Regions from separate parts of the Homo sapiens genome. Here all the other regions are linked to region 1. A link is a contact called in ENCODE Hi-C or POLR2A ChIA-PET data. All regions are on one chromosome and are shown on one strand. Each heading gives the region's core, a stretch centred on a gene start or an enhancer-like site at or near the end of the contact. The rest is flanking DNA. Distances are from core to core; before and after follow the strand shown. Region 1 holds the start of SHMT1 (serine hydroxymethyltransferase 1). Region 2 holds the start of RAI1-AS1 (RAI1 antisense RNA 1). Region 3 overlaps PRPSAP2 (phosphoribosyl pyrophosphate synthetase associated protein 2). Region 4 overlaps PRPSAP2 (phosphoribosyl pyrophosphate synthetase associated protein 2).

Region 1 (3,829 bases), core at 502-3,001:
AAGAAAATTGGGAATCTTAGGGACATCTTCATTAACATTCAGTAATACCTGGTAAGTCCCCCAGCCAACACAGCTCACTGCAACATCAGTCATTACAACATTGGATATTTCTGTAGAGGCACTGTTGCTCATGTGTGGCATGATCCTCAACGTCAGGGAAAAAGACCTAGTAAGTGAAGTCACCTGCAAGGTCACCAGCCTCCCCATGCCTCCAAATCTTACCTGGGCCTCTGTCACATAAGAGGATCCAGCCAAGGATCTGCTCAGGGAACTAACTTGTTGCACATCTTCTATCTCACACACATTTTGTGTTCTCTTCTTTACAGAAGAGGAAATTGAGGCCCAGGGAGCTAACTTGTCTAAAGCCATATAAGAGCCAGAATCTGAACAATGGTTTCTCTTCAGTTCCAAGGCCTTGTCCCAGGACATTGCACTAAATAAAAACACAATTACCCACTTCCGTTCCAAGTTCCCCCAAGTAATAAATTTACGTTATTTCTTTTCTTTTTTTTCTTTTCTTTCTCTCTCTTTCTTTCTTTTGAGATAGAGTCTCACTCTGTCACTCAGGCTGGAGTGCAGTGGCGTGATCTCCGCTCACTGCAACCTCCACCTCCCGGGTTCAAGCGATTCTCCTGCCTCAGCCTTCCGAGTAGCTGGGATTATAGGTGTGTGCCACCATGGGCAGCCAGGTTTTTTTGTATTTTTAGTACAGACGGGGTTTCACCATGTTGGCCAGGCTGGTCTCCAACTACTAACCTCAAGTGATCCGCCCACCTCGGCCTCCCAAAATGCTGGGATTACAGGCATGAGCCACCGCGCCCGGCCTACAATGTTATTTCTGCAAGAACCTAAACTGGTGTTTCCAGTCTATTCTCTGGGTAACTGCCCGATTGAAGGCCCGCATCTGTGCTGACCTCAGCTGGACCAAGGGTCACTTAACTCCCGGAATCTCGAAGCCAAGGCACCGGGCCAAGAACTTCACAGTGCAACATTTGTCTCCTAGAACAGGGGGTGGCAGATTGCGGGCAACAGGAAGAGCTCATTCCCCACAGGGATCTGGTGGCACGGGCCAAAAGTGGAGCGACCCTGCGCGCAGCCTTTAGGGGCGCAGGCTTTGAGAACCCGGGTTCTATTCCGGGCTCTGCCATTTAAGTTGCCTCCTTTCTCAGGGCCCCACCACCTTCCTCACCTGTAAAATGGGGGAAACAGTAGCACTTGACTTGCAGCTTTGTTGTGAAGGAGCTAGGATTGTTTAAATCGAAAATGCTCAACGAGAAAAGTGTTCAGTGGAGAGCTACTACTCACATCCCCGATAAGCCTTCGCATTCTTGCCAAAGGCCACGGGCCGCCACCCCATCATACCGAATGTGCCTGGAACTGGGGCGCTGCGGCTGGCCGCCGCCCGATCCCCAGCCCAGGCGCGACCCAAGCGCTCCCCTCCCGTCATTGCGGCTGCAGAGGGTGGGGTACGGCGGGGGACAGCGAGGACGCCGAAGCACCCCCCGGGCTCTGGGACGCCGCGGCCCTCGGACCCGAAGCCGCCCACCTACCGGAACACGGCCCGCGCACGTACCTAGCGACGCCTCCGTCCTACGCCGCCGCCGGTGCCACCAGTCCCAGACCCGCTGACCCAACGCCCCGCGCACCGCCGCGGGCCAGCCACGTGACCAGCCGCTCCAACCCCAAACCCCGAACTTGGCGCTGGACCGCTCGAGCTCAGGAAGGTGCACTCTGCGCGCCAGGCTTGGGCTTGGCCCCGCCCCCGGAGGCGCCCAATCAGAGAGCGCAGCCAAGCATGGGCCGCCACCAAACGCACCCGCGCTATTGGCTGCGGCGCAGCGGCGGGCAGGGCCTGTTTCTCCGGGGCGGGCCGGAGGCCGCGTAGTGCAGCTGCGCACCTGGGGCAGGGACCTGCAGAACTGACCCGCTTTGGCTGCAGGGCTGGTGTGTGGACCAAGATTTCCAGGAAGACTACACAGGGCCTTCCTCACTTAAGCCTGTCGCTTGGGCCGTGGGATTATGAGTGAATTTTGTTCATGGTACTACTTTTAGTTTGCAGGGTGGTCATTTAAAGTAGGACAAATGTGCGTCCAAACTGCAACATTATTACTCTGTAGGTGTATAATCCAAGAGCAGACACTTTATTATTATTATTTTTGTTATTTTTTATTTTTATTTTTTTGAGACAGGGTCTCACTCTGTCCCCCAGGTTGAAGTAGAGATGGGGGTCTAACTATGTTGCCTCCCAGGAGGCGGAGGTTGCAGTGAGTCGAGATCGCGCCACTGCACTCCAGCCTGGGGGACGGAGCGAGACAACGTCTCAAGAAGAATAAAATAAGATAAATAAAATACTGACACACAATAAGGACTCAATGAACATTACCTATTGTTAAGAATGATAAAAACCGGGGCCACATGTCAGGACCACCTGAGGCTGCGTCATAAATTTTTTTATTTGTCAAATGATAACAATAATTATTATAAGAATGATAAAAACCGGGCGCAGTGGCTCACCCCTGTAATTCCAGCACTTTGGGAGGCCGAGGCAGATGGCTTGAGCCTAGGAGTTCAAGACCAGCCTGGGCAAAATGGTGAAACCTTGTCTCTACAAATAATTTTAAAATTAGCTGGGTGTGGTGGCAGTCGCCTGTAGTCCCAGCTACTTGGGGGGCTGAATGGGAGGATCACTTGAGCCTGGGAGGCAGAGGTTGCAGTAAGCAATGATCTTGCCTCTGTACTCCAGCCTGGGCAACAGAGTGAGACCCTCATCATCTCGAAAAACAAACAAACAAAAAATACAAAAAAAACTTTTTTTTTTTTTTGAGACAGAGTCTTGCTCTGTCGCCCAGGCTGGAGTGCAGTGGCGCGATCTCGGCTCACTGCAAGCTCCACCTCCCGGGTTCACGTCATTCTCCTGCTTCAGCCTCCTGAGTAGCTGGGACTACAGGCCTCCGCCACCACGCCTGGCTAATTTTTTTTTATTTTTGAGACGGAGTCTCCCTCTCTTGCCCAGGCTGGAGTGCTGTGGCGCGATCTAGGCCCACTGCGAGCTCTGCCTCCTGGGTTCATGCCATTCTCCTGCCTCAGCCTCCCGAGTAGCTGGGACTACAGGAGCCCACCACCACGCCTGGCTAATTTTTTGTATTTTCAGTAGAGACAGGGTTTCACCATGTTAGCCAGGATGGTCTTGATCTCCTGACCTTGTGATCCACCTGCCTCAGCCTGCCAAAGTGCTAGGATTACAGGCGTGAGCCACCACACCCGGCTAATTTTTGTATGTTTAGTAGAGATAGGGTTTCACCATATTGGCTAGGCTGGTCTTGAACTCCTGATCTCAAGTGATCCATCCTCCTCGGCCTCCCAAAGTGCTGGGATAACAGGCAAGAGCCACTGCGCCTGGCCAACATAGTGAGTGTTTTTGTTTTTTGTTTTTGTTTTATTTATTTATTTATTTGAGATGGAGTCTCGCTCTGTCACCCAGGCTGGAGTGCAGTGATGCGATCTTGGCTCCCTGCAACCTCTGCCTCTCTGGTTCAAGCAATTCTCCTGCATCGGCTTCCCGAGTAGCTGGGACTACAGGCGTGCACCACCATGCCCAGCTAATTGTTCTTTTTGTTTGTTTGTTTGAGACGGAGTCTCGCTCTGTCGCCCAGGCATGAGTGCAGTGGCTCGATCTTCGCTCACTGCAATCTCCACCTCCCAGGTTCACGCCGTTCTCCTGCCTCAGCCTCCCGAGTAGCTGGGACTACAGGCGCCCGCCACCATGTCCGGCTAATTTTTTATATTTTTAGTAGAGACAGGGTTTCACTGTGTTAGCCAGGATGGTCTT
Region 2 (5,164 bases), core at 1,575-4,074, 600 kb before region 1:
GCTGGGGCAGAGGGGGCACCGAGGGACCCTGGGAGCCAAAAGACGGGGCCAGCCCACTCTGCCGGAGTGGCCAAGGAGCAAAAGCAGTCTGCCTGGAAGGCAGGCAGGGAGAAGTGTGCTGGGCACAGGTACGGGGGCCCAGGTCATAAAAGAACCTGGTGCATTTGAAAAGCTGTGAGATCCCAGCATGCCTGGAGTGTAGAATCCACGGGACTCATAGTCAGAATGTTTCTGTTTCACAAAGCCAGAGAGGTTGGGAGGGTCCAGGCCACAAAAAGCCTAGAATGCCTGGTTGTACTCCTCAAGATAGGCTGGGCGTGCTGCATAACAAATATCCCCAAATATCAGCCCCTTCAAACAGGGTTTGACCCTCACTCATGCCAGGTCTCTGACCAGACAGCTGGGAAACTGCTCACTGATGTCACTCAGGACCTGGGCAGACAGAACAACAGCCATTAGGGCTATTTTCGTGGCACAGAGGGAGAGAGACAGGTGTACAGATGCATGGAGCTTCCTAAAGCAGCATGTGGCACTTCCACTTGAATTTCACTGCAAAGTGGGCCACATGGCCATCCTCCGGACATCTTTATGGGCTAGTGACACGCTTGCTGCCTTTGGCTGAGGAGGACAGGAAATATTTGGTGGTGGTGCCGACACTGACCACAAAGACCAAGAAGGTTCAGCACTTTACCCTGAGCAAGGTGAGGAGCCTTGGGAGGGATTGAGTAGAGTAGGCTGCAGCCTCATTTAGTTTTACTTTTTAACTTTTTATTGACTTGCATACAGAGAAGAGCACGAATCATAGGTGGACAGCTGATGAATTTCTGCAAACCAAACACACTCGGGTATAACTGAAGTTCAGATCAAGAAAAAGAACATCACCAGCCCCCAGATGTCCCTTATCCCCCTCATCAGGCATTTCCTGCCCAAGAGTACTTTTGTCTGCCTTTGAGTTTCACAGACATGAAACCTTTTCTGTCCAACTTCTTTTCCTCTTTTTTTTTTTTTTTTTTGAGACAAAATCTTGCTCTGTCACCCAGGCTGGAGTGCAGTGGTGCGATCTCGCCTCACTACAACCTCCGTCTCCCGAGTTCAAGCAATTCTCGTGCCTCGGCCTCACAAGTAGCTGGGATTACAGGTGCCTGCCACCACGCCTAACTAATTTTTGTATTTTTAGGGTTTTGCCATGTTGGCCAGGCTGGTCCTGAACTCCTGGCCTCAAGATATCTGCTTACCTCGGCCTCCCAAGTAGCTGGGATTACAGGTGCCTGCCACCACGCCTAACTAATTTTTGTATTTTTAGGGTTTTGCCATGTTGGCCAGGCTGGTCCTGAACTCCTGGCCTCAAGCTATCTGCTTACCTCGGCCTCCCAAAGTGCTGGGATTATAGGCATGAGCCACCGCGCCTGGCCTCCTCTTCTTTTACTATTTATGAGACCTATCTGTGCTGTGTGTGGCAGTGGTTTTTCATTATTGTGTAGTATTCTATTGTGTGCATATGCCACAGCTTATTTCTCCCTCCTACTTTTGATGAACACTTGGATTGTTTATAATCGGAGGATCTTCGGTGGCTTGCGCCTGTATTCCCAGCACTTTGGGAGGCTGAGACGGGAGGAGAGTTTGAGACCAGCCCAGGCAACATAGCAAGACCTCATCTCTCAAACATTTTTTTGAAAACTAAAATAGTTGGAGGATCTTGTGAATATACCTGCCGTGAACATTCTCCAACACATTGTTTGGTTCCTGTATGTGGAGTTCCCATTCAATGTGTGCCTTGGAAGTGGAACTGCCATGGTCTCATTTGCATTTAAGAAGCCTCTACTGGACACACAGAAGAGACCGAGGTACAGTCCAGGCAGGAGGTGGAGGGGAAGGTATGTGGGCCCAGCCCTAGGGCTCCTCCACCTCAGAATCCAGAAACATCCCCAGCGTGGACTTGTCTTCCAGGCGACTTGGGGGTCTGTATTGTACACACAAGATGAAAATCGTGTAAAGCAAGGCCCAGACACATGAGGCTGAGTGTGCAGCCCCAAACGGCAAGACGTAGGCCTTACTGTGTGAGTCACACGGTGGTGTTATAGCACATTCTAGTACACAGGCAAGAATAGTTGTATAATATTTGAATGCACTGAACTCACTTCCACCAGGTACACGTGTGAGGAATCTCCCTGCAAGTCACCCGTTTCACAAGAGGGAAGACGGCCCATCTTTTAAGTCAGGGGAGGGGACCACTTGCCCTGGGGCCTCGGGCTGGGGTTCAGCCTGCCTCTGTTCCCCACTCTTGGACACACAGGATGAAGGGCCCCAGTGCTGATCGCTCACAGGGGTGGTAAGACTTACCCTGTTACCCTCTTGGGGTGTGGCATTTCTTAGAAGCCAAGCATGGGTAATCCTTTGCCTGGAATGAAGCCAGGAGAATGGTGGGGCTTCAGGCTCTGGTTCTAGAAGACAGGGCTTCTTGGGAGCTGCCCCTGGAGCCTCCCAGCCTGAGCGGTAGGTGCTGGAGCTGGTGCCTTTGAACTTGGATTCATCACAGGGAAGACCTGGGGTCCAGGCCTGGTTCCGAGGTGCCCAGGCCAGCCCCTGAGCAGCCAGGCGGCCTTCTTGTGAACTCACATTGTAGTGTCCCGTGCAGCTGTCCTGGTCCTGCAGGATGCATTCCCCACCCCCAAGCCCTTAAGGGCTGTTGGGTTTTGTTTTTAAGAAACATATGGCCTAGTTGTTACTTTGGCTGGCCTCCCCAAGCCTCATGTCTCTGAGACCCCCACTCCTAAGGAAGGGGGCCAGGCATTGATGGGGGTGTCTGGGAAGCCGAGGGAGGATGCCTGCCAGTTATGAGAAAGATGCATCTTTGTCGCAGACACATGTGGGGCGCTCTATGTAAATTGTTTCAGCGCCTAACAGGAAGAAGAAAAATGAGGCTTTGATGCGAGCCACCACCTCTCAGCCAGGCGTGGTGTCACTCAGGCGCGTCCGAGGCCTGCTTCTATTAAGGAGCTGTAAGCTCTTCTCAGGCCAGAGACCCAGGGTGCTCTCTGGGCAGGAGGTGGCTCTGCTCTGTCTGCCGAACTCTGGGCGTCAGCACTGGGGCGTGCTGGGGCCTCAACCCAGCCCCACCTCCAAGGCAGGCGGAGAGCACTGCTGATGGATTCCCCAGCACTGCACTGTGCGAGGCCCAGGGCGGGGACCCCAGCAGGCAGCGTGGTAGGGTTTGCTGGGGATGACAGGCAGGCGCACAGGCGGCGGCACTGTTAGGCCCCATGTGATGGCCACAGCCTGGCACAGGAATCGGTGCTCCAGGCAGCAGACAGCAAAGGTGTGGAGGCAGGAAAGGAGCCACTGTCTCTGAGGCCTGGGAGAGCACTGCGGGTGCTGGAGATAGATGGTGGCAGGGGCCAGCTCAGGGGAGGGCAGGAATCTGGTCTTGTGGCTTTGGAAGCCCATGGGTTGCGAGCAGGAGAGGGTGGGGTGGTGTGAGTCTGAGGGAGGTCTCAGATGGGAGGGGAGGGCGGAGTGGGGCAGGGACCAGTGAGGGCCAGAGTGGAGACTGGGCAGGAGGGCATAGCACACACATGGACATGCTTCCCAATGAGCCCTGGCCCAGTCAACTCCCAGCTCCAGGAACCCCCCACAGCCCTTTGCTGGGGTGCACACCGTCCAGAGCACTGACTTCCCCAACGAGCCAGGTGGAAATGTCCCAGGGAGGACCCCGGGGCCTGAGGAGCCTACTGAATCCTCAACAAAGAAGGGAAGAGAGGCCTAGGCCACAGCAGGCCCAGAATTATTGTGTTATGCTCTGGATCTTGGGGAATGTGTAATCCCCACACCGTATCTATGGCAACTCTCCATTAACCAGAATTTGGTTCTACAAATTCCTGTTCCCATTCATTCTAGAAAACTCAGAGCTGTTGGTCTTTTTAAAAAAACTCGCTGAAAAAAAAAAAAAGATACTAAAGAATGTAAAGAAGAAAATGAAGTCAGCTCCAGCCCCTCTGCTGAGAACACACTGATGTTAGTACTTTCGTGCATTTCCACCCAGTTTGTTTAAGAAAATTGGGATTGTGTTGAATGCCTGCTTTTGCATCCTGCCTTTTCCATTGTGCTTCAGATCATGAGCATTTGGCAGGTCAGAAAAAAAATGTCTTTGGAAGCTGGGCTGTGGGGACTGGGGTTTGGAAGGCTTGCTGTGTGCTGTGATCCTTCAGGGGTCATCGCCCTCCCTAAGCCTCAGCCTTTGCCTCTCTGCAGGGAGAGACTGAAGGACATTTCTCAGGCTCCCGCCAAGAGTCTCAGTGTTTTCCTTGCAATGGTGGCCTTGTTATTCCAGCCTTGCTACTCACAGGTGGGCCTGGTGATGTTTGTGGCAGGGTGGGCACAGGGCTGGCACTGCCACCAAGTACGTAGTTGAGCCGGTAAGCTCAGAAACGTGGGCTCACTCCAGCCTTGAGCACTTTCCCATCTCGTGATCCTGGGCAAATGACTTTGCCTCTCTGAACCCCTATCTCTTAAGCTCCAGAACCGGGTGGTTGTGATGGTTCATTGGCTTAATGTAAGTGGAACTCTTAGCATATAATAAGTGCTCAGTAAAGAGGAACTGTTGCTACCCTGAGGATTGCTGGTATCTGTGATGTCACAGGTGTAATATGAGGATTAAATCATGACCTTCTTGCAGCATTCAGCAGAATGCCTGGGACGTAGGGGACACTGTCAGGGGGTGGCACCTGGTCCCATGGTCTAGCCAGGACTATCTTTGTGGCCCTTAACTTGTGCAGCTGCCCAGGGCTGGCGCTCAGAAATGGCCTGTGCTTGGTGCATGCTGCTCTGCTGTTGCTATCTTGAGTTTTTATTACTTTGTGAGCAAGAGGCCCTACATTTTCATTTTGCACTGAGCCCCACAAATTCTGAGGCCACTCTTAACAAGAGGATTAATCCCTAGGGCAGACTGGCAGGGCACCCCACACATCCACGGTGCTCAATAGCTATTTGGAGGGTGAAGGCAGGACTGAATGGGCCTTGGTTCAGAGGAGAACAGTACCCCAGCGAGGCCAGGTGGCTTGCCCAGTTTACACGCCAGACATAGGGCCAGGCAGTGCTCTGACCATCACGTGAGGGGCTGTCAGGGCGACGGTGTGTCTGTCAAGGGCAGGAAGTGGGCTGTGTGGAG
Region 3 (5,164 bases), core at 1,962-4,461, 560 kb after region 1:
CTTTCATTTCTGTTGTGCGTTATTGCTCTAGGGGTTGGTAACAATGGGAATGAAAGTGACAGAGCACATTGAGAAATGTTAAAAAGACGATGGGAGGGAGGCCAGGTACTTTGGCGCACTCCTTTAATCCCAGCACTGTGGAAGGCTAAGGTGGAAGGTTTGCTTGAGCCCAGGAGTTTGAGACCAGCCTGGGCAACATAGCACAACCCCGTTTCTACAAAAAGTTTAAAAATTAGCCAGGCGGCTGGGCGCAGTGGCTCACACCTGTAATCCCAGCACTTTGGGAGGCCGAGGTGGGTGGATCATGAGGTCAGGAGTTCAAGATCAAACTGACCAAGATGGCGAAACGCTGTCTCTACTAAAAAATATAAAAATTAGCCAGGTGTGGTGGTTCGTGCCTGTAATCGCAGCTACTCAGGAGGCTGAGGCAGGAGAATCACTTGAACCCAGGAGGCAGAGGTTGCAGTGAGCTGAGATTGTGCCACTGCACTCCAGCCTGGGCAACACAGTGAGACTACCTCTCAAAAAAAAAAAAATTAGCCAGGCATGGTGGTGTGCCTGTAATCCCAGCTACTTGAGAGTGAGGTGAAAGGATCACTTGAACCCAGGAAGTCGAGGCTGCAGTGAGCCATGATGGTGCCACTGCACTCCAGCCTGTGTGACAGAGTGAGACCCTGTCTCTAAAAAAGATAGCAGGAGGGAATGAACATTTTTAGTGTATTAGTCTCCAGTACAGCCCTTTTAATTGAGTGATGATTTTCCACTTTATAGATAAACAGGATCAGAAAGAGAAAGCGACTTCCCTGCAGTCACATAGTGACAAGCTGGACATGTCTGACTAAAACCTGTGCTTTTTCCACTGTGTTCTTGGGTCTCTTGGACTTAGTAATGGGGATTTAAGGAGGAGGAAGGCAGTGAGATAGAGCCAGGGTTCAGGATTTGGGGCTGGGAGGGTGTTAATAAAGCGTTTGGCTCAGGACCTCAAAGCCTTTTGCTTGTGTGTGCATTTCTCACAGCCTCACGTGCCCAGGCTGTTGGTGCTGGGGGGTAGGCCTGGGGCTGCCGCTCCCTTTCAGAATCCTTGCCTGGCCTCAGAGGGGCTTGTGTCTAGGAACCTCAGCAGAACCCTGCAAGGGCTGGCTGGGACCATTGGTGAGATGAGCCATGCCCGGGAGCATGGAAGAATATATGTTCCTCTTCAGTCCTGTAAGCACATGGGCTGTGATGAGGAACGCGTTGGCAGTCTTTAGATGAACGCTGCTTCTTTGGAACTTGCTGGGTGTTAGCTTTTGGTGTGGCCTTTGGGAGTGGACTCTGGACTGCAGACACTGAACTACAGGTTTCCCATCTGGAAATGAGTTCATAGGACTGGATGATCTCTATGTTCTTTCTAATATTTCTTTACTCGTGGGATCTTTATGTTTCATTCATAATTTTAATTATAATGTTTCTATGTTTATGTTTTGACTCAAGTAGTGATCACTACAGGCCGTCTTTGGGAATGCAGTAGAATTTTAGTTTCATAGATCCTAAATATTTGATTGTTTTTATACATTTGATGATTGGACACCCTACATAGAATACTTTTTTAAGGTACTAGCAAATAATATATGAAGGGAAAAGAAAGCATTCTTCCTGTAGCATCTCGAATATAAAGATTTTGTTATTTAGTATTAGATTTTAAAAATTATTTTGTATCCTCTGATTTCTTATAGATGAAAATATGCCTACTAAAAAACAATGAAAATACTTTTTCAGAATATAAGCACTATATATAATATTTGAAAATATTATCCATAAAAGTTAGAAGAAAATAATAATTAGTGCTTGATGCCACTATTCAAAGACACACCACTTTAATTTGGTGAGCCTCTTTTTGGTTTTTCACCCTTATTTTCATAAAGCTGCGATGCATGCTTCATACATAATTGTGCATGTTGCTGCCTCCTTCTCCCAGCTGCCCGACGTGTCATCTCAGGTCACCAGAAACTTTGACAGGAAACAGCAATTTCTTTTTTTTTTCTTTGAGACTGGGTCTCACTTTGTCACCCAGGCTGGAGTGCAGTGACAATCACGGCTCACTGCAACCTTGACCTCCCAGGCTCAAGCGATTTGTCCACCTCAGCCTCTTGTAAACAGCATTTTTATGGCTAATAACCCATCGTATGAATGTGGCTTAGACTGCCCAACCACAGCCTAATTTGGGGTTTTTATGTTTTCTTCTGTTCTTTGCCCTTATAATGTGGCAGGAAATATATGTGGATAAAACACTTTTCCCATACTTTGGCTTATTTCATTTCAAGCTTCTAAAAGTGAGATTAATGAGTCAGAAGGTATGAATATAAGGCTTTTTGTCAAATTGATTTCCTAGAGGGTGATTCATTATACTTTTTCACCGGCATTGAGGTCAAGTGTCCTGGGAGTAGGACTGTTGAAAATGTAAAAAGTCACTTCAGTTCTGGAATTTATCTTGCTTTGCTTTGTTTTGTTACACTTTTTTGCCCTCTCCTGATGCTCACCTGGGGTCACACATTGCCTCTGGTTGTCATATGTCTTTCATCTCTTTCAATCTAGAGCAGTGGTTCTCAATTAGGGAGTGGATATTGTCTCCTAGAGGTCATTTGGAAATGTCTGGAGATAGTTTTGATTGTCAGAATCAAGGGGGTGGCTACTGGCATCTAGTGAGTAGAGGCCAAACATGCTGCTAAACTTCTCACAGTACGTAGGGTGGTCCCTTGCAGCATAAACGTGTCTGGCCCAAGATCTCAGCAGTTGAAAAGTCCCAATCTAGAACAGTATTTTAACTTTTTCTTTTTGTGACATTGCCTTAAAAGAAAATTGAAGTCAAAGTCACATAACATAGAATTAACCATTTTAAAGTATAAAATTTACTGGCTTTCAGTATATTCACAGTTTTGTGCAGTTACCATTTCTTTCTAGTTTCAAAACTTCTCATTACCCCGGAAGAACACCCTGCACCCATTAAGTAGTTTCACCATGCCCCCATCCCCCAGCCCCTGGCAACCACTTACCTCTTTTCTGTTTCTGTGGATGTTTGCCTAATCTGGACACTTCATATAAACGGAATCATATAATATGTGGGCTTTTGTATCTGGCTTCTTTCTTTGAGCATGTTTTTGAGGTTCATCCATGTGATAGCACTTGTCAGTACTTCATTGCTTTTGGTGGCTGGATAATATTTCATTGTCAGCATTTGAAAGGAATTTGGGTTGTTTCCACTTTTGGCTATGCTGCTCTGTATATTCATGTATGAGTTTTCTGTGTGGATAGATGATTCATTTCTCATGGTCTATACCTGGTATCGGAATTGCTGCGTCACTTGGTGTATGTTTAACTTTTTGAGGAACTGCCAGACTCTTTTTTCACAGCAGCTGCACCATTTTATATTCCTACCAGTAATGTACAAAGATTTCAGTTTCTCCACATCCTCATCAACACTTATTTTCTACTTTTTATTGTAGCCAGCCCAGTGGGCATAAAGTGGCATCTCATTGTGATTTTGATAAACATTTCCCTAATGGCTAATGACTTCATTTGTATATCTTCTTTGGAGAAATATCTGTTGAAATCCTTTGCCCATTTTTGAACTAGGTTTGTCTTTTTTTGTTGAATTATAAAAGTTCTTTATATATTTTGGCATATGGCGCATATATATATATATAATTTTTTTTTTTTTTTTTTTTTTTGCGACAGGGCCTCACTCTCTCACCCAGGCTGGAGTGCAGTGGTGCAATCGTGGCTCACTGGAGCCTTGACCTCCCGGGCCCAAGTGATCCTCTCACCTCAGCCCCCTAAGTAGCTGTGACTACTGTCATGCACCACCACGCCCTGCTAATTTTTGTATTTTTTTATAGAGACAGGGTTTCGCCATGTTGCTCAGGCTGGTCTCAAACTCCTGAACTCAGGCAGGCAATCTGTCCACCTCGGCCTCCCAAAGTACTGGGATTACAGGCATGAGCCACCATGCCCAGCCTACTTTATATATTTTGGATACTAGACTCTTACCAGATACATGATATGCAAATATTTTCTGCCATTCTGTAGGGGTTTTTTTTACTTTTTTATTTTTATCTATTTATTTATTTTTATTTATTTATTTTTTGAGACAGAGTCTCGCTCTGTCACCCAGGCTAGAGTGCAGTGGCATGATCTCGGCTCACTGCAAGCTCCACATCTCAGGTTCACGCCATTCTCCTGCCTCAGCCTCCCAAGTAGCTGGGACTACAGGCGCCCACTAGCACACTTGGCTAATTTTTTTTTTTTTTTTTTTTTTTGTATTTTTAGTAGAGACAGGGTTTCACCATGTTAGCCAGGAAGGTCCCGATCTCCTGACCTCGTGATCCGCCCGCCTCAGCCTCCCAAAGGGCTGGGATTACAGGCGTGAGCCACCACGCCTGGCGTGGAATTGCTTTCTCAATTCCCTCTTTTGATTGTTCAGTGCTGCTGTGTAGCAGCTGATTTTGTGTGTTGATTTTGTACTTGGCAACTTGGCTGAATTCATATATTATTAGCTTTGGTAGGTGGATTTGTGGATTCTTGGGTATTTTCAATATGTAGGAACATGTCATCTGCTAATAGAGATAGTTTTACTTTTCCTTTCTGATCTGGATGCCTTTCATTTCGTTTTCTTGTCTAATTACCCTTGCTAGAGTATCCAGTATGATGGTGAATGGCAGTGGTGCAGTGGGCATCCTTGTCTTGTTGCTGATCTTAGGGGAAAGCTTTTGGCCTTCGGCCATAAAGTATCAAGTTAGCTGTGGGTTTTTGTAGTTGCCCTTAATCAGATTGAGGAAATTCCCTTGTATTCCTAGTTGGTTGAATGTTTTTATCTTGAGATATTAACTTCTTTAAAGTTTTGTTTTACTTTTTAATATAAAAATTTTGGTGTGTGTGTTTTATTCCAACCAGTGCTGATTCCTAAAGAAAAGCCCCCAATCACGGTTGTGGGTGATGTTGGAGGAAGGATTGCCATCATCGTGGTATGTAGACCTCTTTTATTATTAATTCTAGTATTTGCCATTGTTATTCTGTTGATTGATTGATTGATTGATTTTATTACAGAGACTCACTGTCGCCCAGGCTGGAGTGCAGTGGCACAATCTCGGCTCACTGCAACTTCTGCCTCCCAGGTTCAAACGATTCT
Region 4 (5,164 bases), core at 1,435-3,934, 540 kb after region 1:
ATTTTTGTTTCCTTCTTCCTTGCTGATATTCCAAAGTTTAGTTTATTGTTTCCTTTCTGTTTAGAGTACCTCCTTTTGCCGCTTTTAAATAATAGTTCTGTTGGTAACACATTTTGCTGGTTTTCCTTCATTTGAGAATGTCTAGAGTTCCTTTTCATTCTTGAAGGACATCGTTGCTGGGTATAGGATTCTGGAGTAACGGTTCTTTTCTCTCAGCACCTGAAAAGTTTTTGTGTCACTTTCTTTTGGTCACTGTGGTTTCTGATGAGAAGTTGGTTATCATGAATTATTTTTCAAGATTATTTCTTTGTCTTTAGTTTTCAAAAGTTTAATTATGATATATCTTGAGATTGCTTTGGGTTTATCCTGTTTGGTGTTTGCTGGACTTCTTGAAGCTGTGGGTTTATGTCTCTGACCAATTTGGGAAGCTTTCAGCCATTGTCTTTTTGAGTACTTTTTTAGTCCTACCGTCTTTCTCCTCTTTTTCTGGGACTCTTATGACATAAATGTCAGGTGTTTGTTTGTTTGTTTGTTTGTTTGTTTGTTTGAGATGGAGTTTCATTCTTGTTGCCCAGGCTGGAGTGCAATGGCGTGATCTTGGCTCACCGTTGCAACCTCTGCCTCTTGGGTTCAAGCGATTCTCCTGCCTCAGCCTCCCAAGTAGCTGGGATTACAGGCATGCACCACCACGCCCAGCTACTTTTGTATATTTAGTAGAGACGGGGTTTCTCCATGTTGGTCAGGCTGGTCTTGAACTTCCGACCTCAGGTGATCCACCCACCTTGGCCTCCCAAAGTGCTGGGATTACAGGTGTGAGCCACCGTGCCCAGCTGATCTTTTGTTACAGGTCCATGGGATTCTGTTTATTTTTATTTTCTAGTCTTTTATATTTTTATTTTTTAGTGGGTCTCACTATGTTACTCAGGCTGGTCTTGAACCCCTGGGCTCAAGTGATTCTCCCATCTTAGCCTCCAGAGTAGCTGAAACTACAAGCACATGCCACCATGCCCTGCCACAGCCATTGTTCTCTCTGTTGTCCAAATTGGCTAATTTCTGTTGTCTGTCTTCCAGTTCACTGATTCTTTCCTTGACCTCCATTATTATTTTCACTGTAACTTCCATTCTGCTGTTGAGTATATCCAACTGAGTTTTTTTTTTTTTTTTTTTTTTTTTTGAGACAGGGTCTCACCTCTGTTGCCCAGGCTGGAGTGTAGTGGTATGATCACAGCTCACTGCAACCTCTGCCTCCTAGGCTCAAGCAATCCTCCCACATCCGCCTCCCAAGAAGCTGGGACTACAGGTGCATGCCACCGTGTCTTGCGAATTTATTTTTGGTATTTTTGGTAGAGACGGGGATTTTACCATATTGCCCAGGCTGGTCTTGAACTCCTGAGCTCAAGTGATCTGCCCACCTCAGCTTCTCTAAAGTGCTGGGATTACAGGTGTGAGCCACCACCCCCAGCCCAACTGAGCTTTTTAATTTGGTTATTGTATTTTTTAAGTTCTAAAATAAGTTTTTGGTTCTCTTTTTTTGAGACTGAGTCTCGCTCTGTTGCCCAGGCTGGAGTACAGTGGTGTTATCACAGCTCACTGCAACCTCCGCTCCCTGGGTTCAAGTGATCCTTATGCCTCAGCCTCCTGAGGAGCTGGGATTACAGGCATCTGCCACCACGCCCGGCTAATTTTTGTATTTTTAGTAGAGATGGGGTTTCACCATGTTGGTCAGGCTGGTCTTGAACTTCTGACCTCGTGATCTGCCCGCCTCAGCCTCCCAGACTGCTGGGATTACAGGCGTGAGCCACCGTGCCTGGCTGCTAATTTTGTATTTTTAGTAGAGACGGGGTTTTGCCATGTTGGCCAGGCTGGTTTCAAACTCCTGGCCTCAAGTGATCTGCCTGCCTCGGCCTCCCAAAGTACTGGAATTACAGTCATGAGACACTACGCCTGGCCTTGGGTCTTTTTTTATACCTTCTATTTTTTTGTCAATACTTTCTTTGTTTAGACTTCTTGTTTTTTATTTCACACATGCTCATAATTGCTGCTTGTAGCACTTTTCTGATGGCTGCTCTAAAATCTTTGTTATACAGTTTCAGCATGTCTGTCATCTTGGTGTTGGCATCTGTTAATTGTCTTTTTTCATTCATATTGAGATTTCACTGGCCTTTAGTGTGGCGAGTGGCTTCTGATTGGAATCTGGACTTTTAGATATTGTGTGTGAGACTCTGGGTCTCATTTAGGCCTTCTGATTTTGCTGGCTTCTCAGGACTCTGGCAGGGAAAGTGGTGGTGTTGGGGCTCGTTTCTGCTAGGTAAGGGTAGAAGTCGAGATTCACCACCAGGCCTTGTGTGGACCACCTAAGGTGGTCCTTGTTACTCATGGGTGGAAATGCTCCCTCCATGTCCTCCGCTGACGCCAAGGAAAAGTAGCATCATTCTCATTGGGTGGTGGTGGAATTCCTGACTCCACCAGGCTGCCTCTGATACCACTGCAATGGAGAGGGGAGGGGCACCTCTTTACTGCTGAGTTGGGGGTAGAAGTCCAGATTTCACTCTCCACTGACTCTGGCAGTTGCTCCTTACTGCTGAGTGAGGGTGAAAGTCCCAGCTCCCTGTTTGGCCTTCTGTGAAACCACCCCATTGGGTTTGGGGTGCCTCATTATAGCCTGACAAGCCAGGAAGTACAGGCTCACCCCTCAACCTTTACTCATGCGGCGGAAATGTGGCGGAAACGTGGGCTGTGGCTTTCCTGCCTGTGTGGCTAGAGTAAGGCAGTTATTGTCTAAATATTTTCTCACTCACTAGGTTGCCCTTTTCTTAGTCCTTTGACTAGGGAGAGCCGACCTTTGTTGGAGCTTTTCTTGTCTTTGCCCACTGGCATTTTTGGGTCGCTTCTTCTCCAGCTACAAATCTGGGATAATAAGGCAAAAGGAATGCCCAAGGAAGCCACCACCGTGACGTTGCTCAGGTCCTGAGGTCCCTTGCTAGTCTGCCTTCTCTCTACCTTTTAGTGTCTTCTCATTTTTTTTTGAGACGGAATCTCGCTCTGTCACCCAGGCTGGAGTGCAGTGGCACGATCTTGGCTCACTGCAAACTCCGCCTCCCGGGTTCATGCCATTCTCCTGCCTCAGCCTCCCGAGTAGCTGGGACTACAGGCGTCTGCCACTATGCCTGGCTAATTTTTGTATTTTTAGTGGAGACAGTTTCACCATGTTAGCAAGGATGGTCTCTATCTCCTGACCTCGTGATCTGCCTGCCTCAGCCTCCCAGAGTGCTAGGATTACAGGCATGAGCCACTGCGCCTGGCCAGAGTCTTCTCATTTTTGTTTGTATGTAACATCCAGGGGTTTTAGTTGTGGGTGGCAGAAGGAGTATTAATAATCCTTCCTAGTGGAAGCAGAAGTGACAATGTTTTGATACTTTTTTTTCCTTGAGACAGGTTCTTGCTCTGTCATCCAGGCTGGAGTGCAGTGGTACAACCACGGCTCACTGTAGCCTCCATCTCCTGGGCTCAAGAGATCCTCCTGCCTTAGTCTCCTGAGTAGCTGGGACTGCAGGCATGTGCCACCATGCCCAGCTGGTTTTTTCCTTATTTTTGTAGCAACGGGATCTCCCTATGTTGCCAGGTCTGGTCTCTAACTCTAGGGTACAAGTAATCCTCCTGCCTTGGCCTCCTAAAGTTCCGGGATTACAGGCATGAGCCACTGCATCTGGCCTTGATACATTTTTTTTTCTTTCCCACTAAATACCAGAAGAACATGATGAATTTTCTGTTGACTTTCCCATCTGGGTGGACTTTTAGTAACCTCTAGAGTCCTCAGTTTACTTCTGTCACCCACCTGTTCACAGAGGGATGGATGTAGTAGCCTTTTGCTCAGTTTCTTTGGCTTTTGTCAGTGATGTTTGTCATTCATCTGTTCAAATGTTTATTGAGAACCTATTTTGCTGGGGCTGATGAGGCCTAGGAAGATGCCCTGTAGGAATGCATGTGTAGCGTCAGATGTTTTTTATCTATGTTATGTTATTTGATCTTTGCAACTTTGGAAGTCAGCAGTTATAATCTCTCATAGATGAGGAAACAGACCCACAGAGATGAAGGAACCAAGGTAGTTCCACCAAATGTTGTTTCCTTGAAGGTAGTGGGGCAACTATTTACTTCCAAGAATGTTTTCTATACCAGTGATTAGGGGACTTGAGTGTTGGCCAAATATGATTGAAATTGGGCCAGGTGCGGTGTCACACCTGTAATCCCAGCACTTTGGGAGGCCGAGGGGGGTGGATCACTTGAGGTCAGGAGTTTGAGACCACCCTGACCAACTTAGTGAAGCCCTGTCTCTACTAAAAATACAAAATTAGCGGGGCATGGTGGCGCACGCCTGTAATCCCAGCTACTTGGGAGGCTGAGGCAGGAGAATTGCTTGAACCTGGGAGGCAGAGGTTGCAGTTAGTCAGGATTGCGCCATTGTACTCCAGCCTGGGTGACAAGAGCAAAACTCCATCTCAAAAAAAAAAAAAAAAAAAAAAAAGAAATTGACTTGCCCCCCTCCACTCAGTCTTTACCGAGTACATATTTGAGTGCTGCTGTGCCAGCCATCGTGGATGTGGTGGTGACCAGTGCAGGCAGGGCTGTGTTCCCATGGCACTTGCAGACTGCCCTCATGTGCTCTTTGACTGGTAGGTCAGTTGGGTAGATTGGAACGAAAGACCCAGTCTCTTTTTCTCCCAGTTTCAGTAATTGAATCCACATAGATCATACTACATTAAATGAATGTTTTAGAGGCTGGGCGCATTGGCTCACCCCTGTAATCCCAGCACTTTGGGAGGCCGAGATGGGTGGATCTCCTGAGGTCAGGAGAATTGCTTGAACCCGGGAGGCGGAGGTTGCGGTGAGCCCAGATCGTGCCATTGCACTCCAGCCTAGGCAACAAGAGCAAAACTCCATCAAATAAATAAATGAATGAATGAACGTGTGTTTTAGTATGGAGATGAGTGCTACAAAAGGTTCAGTTTTATATGGAACAGGTAGTAAAATAACACAGTCAAGGCTTAGGAGTTTGGTCTGTGAGTTTAAGGTATTGTGAGTGGGCTAGGCTCGATGGCTCACACCTGTAATCCCAGCACTTTGGGAGGCTGAGGTTGGAAGATCATTTGAGTCCAGGAGTTCAAGA

The links. Hi-C counts contacts between places; a loop is a spot of excess contacts on that map. ChIA-PET counts read pairs that join two places held with the same protein, here RNA polymerase II (POLR2A). Pooled maps may share reads with other maps.
Region 2: a loop to region 1 is called in a pooled map, with 4 times the contacts of the local background. The contact joins the promoter of RAI1-AS1 here to the promoter of SHMT1 in region 1. A Hi-C loop is called at or near these places in 2 of 37 single-sample maps with no recorded cell type and 8 of 50 pooled maps. POLR2A ChIA-PET finds 5 or more read pairs at or near these places in 1 of 52 experiments (activated CD4-positive, alpha-beta T cell).
Region 3: a map with no recorded cell type shows a loop between it and region 1 (4-fold over the local background). The contact joins the enhancer-like site here to the promoter of SHMT1 in region 1. A Hi-C loop is called at or near these places in 1 of 37 single-sample maps with no recorded cell type and 2 of 50 pooled maps. POLR2A ChIA-PET finds 5 or more read pairs at or near these places in 1 of 52 experiments (H1).
Region 4: a loop to region 1 is called in a pooled map, with 5 times the contacts of the local background. The contact joins the enhancer-like site here to the promoter of SHMT1 in region 1. A Hi-C loop is called at or near these places in 2 of 50 pooled maps. POLR2A ChIA-PET finds 5 or more read pairs at or near these places in 2 of 52 experiments (H1 and activated naive CD8-positive, alpha-beta T cell).

What each region holds. Positions count from the first base shown.
Region 1 is chr17:18,361,799-18,365,627 of GRCh38, forward strand. It overlaps SHMT1 (serine hydroxymethyltransferase 1), which reads right to left and starts at 1,752. Exons shown (of 12, transcript NM_004169.5): 1 at 1,574-1,752. RefSeq lists a silencer at 1,377-1,846.
Region 2 is chr17:17,763,478-17,768,641 of GRCh38, forward strand. RAI1-AS1 (RAI1 antisense RNA 1) reads right to left here and starts at 2,825. Exons shown (of 2, transcript NR_130894.1): 1 at 2,341-2,825. The region is part of intron 2 of RAI1 (retinoic acid induced 1); the gene reads left to right. RefSeq lists enhancers at 1-412, 2,789-2,848.
Region 3 is chr17:18,918,985-18,924,148 of GRCh38, forward strand. PRPSAP2 (phosphoribosyl pyrophosphate synthetase associated protein 2) reads left to right here. Exons shown (of 12, transcript NM_002767.4): 10 at 4,930-5,000. Among named protein-coding and RNA genes, the nearest start is that of SLC5A10, 31 kb to the right of the region's middle. RefSeq lists an enhancer at 3,212-3,291. Within about 2 kb of position 3,212, at least 7 of the 41 ENCODE cell types and tissues checked have a DNase peak (open chromatin) inside an H3K27ac peak, as active enhancers do.
Region 4 is chr17:18,898,372-18,903,535 of GRCh38, forward strand. All of the region lies in intron 8 of PRPSAP2 (phosphoribosyl pyrophosphate synthetase associated protein 2), which reads left to right. Among named protein-coding and RNA genes, the nearest start is that of PRPSAP2, 43 kb to the left of the region's middle. RefSeq lists an enhancer at 2,312-2,361. Within about 2 kb of position 2,685, at least 8 of the 41 ENCODE cell types and tissues checked have a DNase peak (open chromatin) inside an H3K27ac peak, as active enhancers do.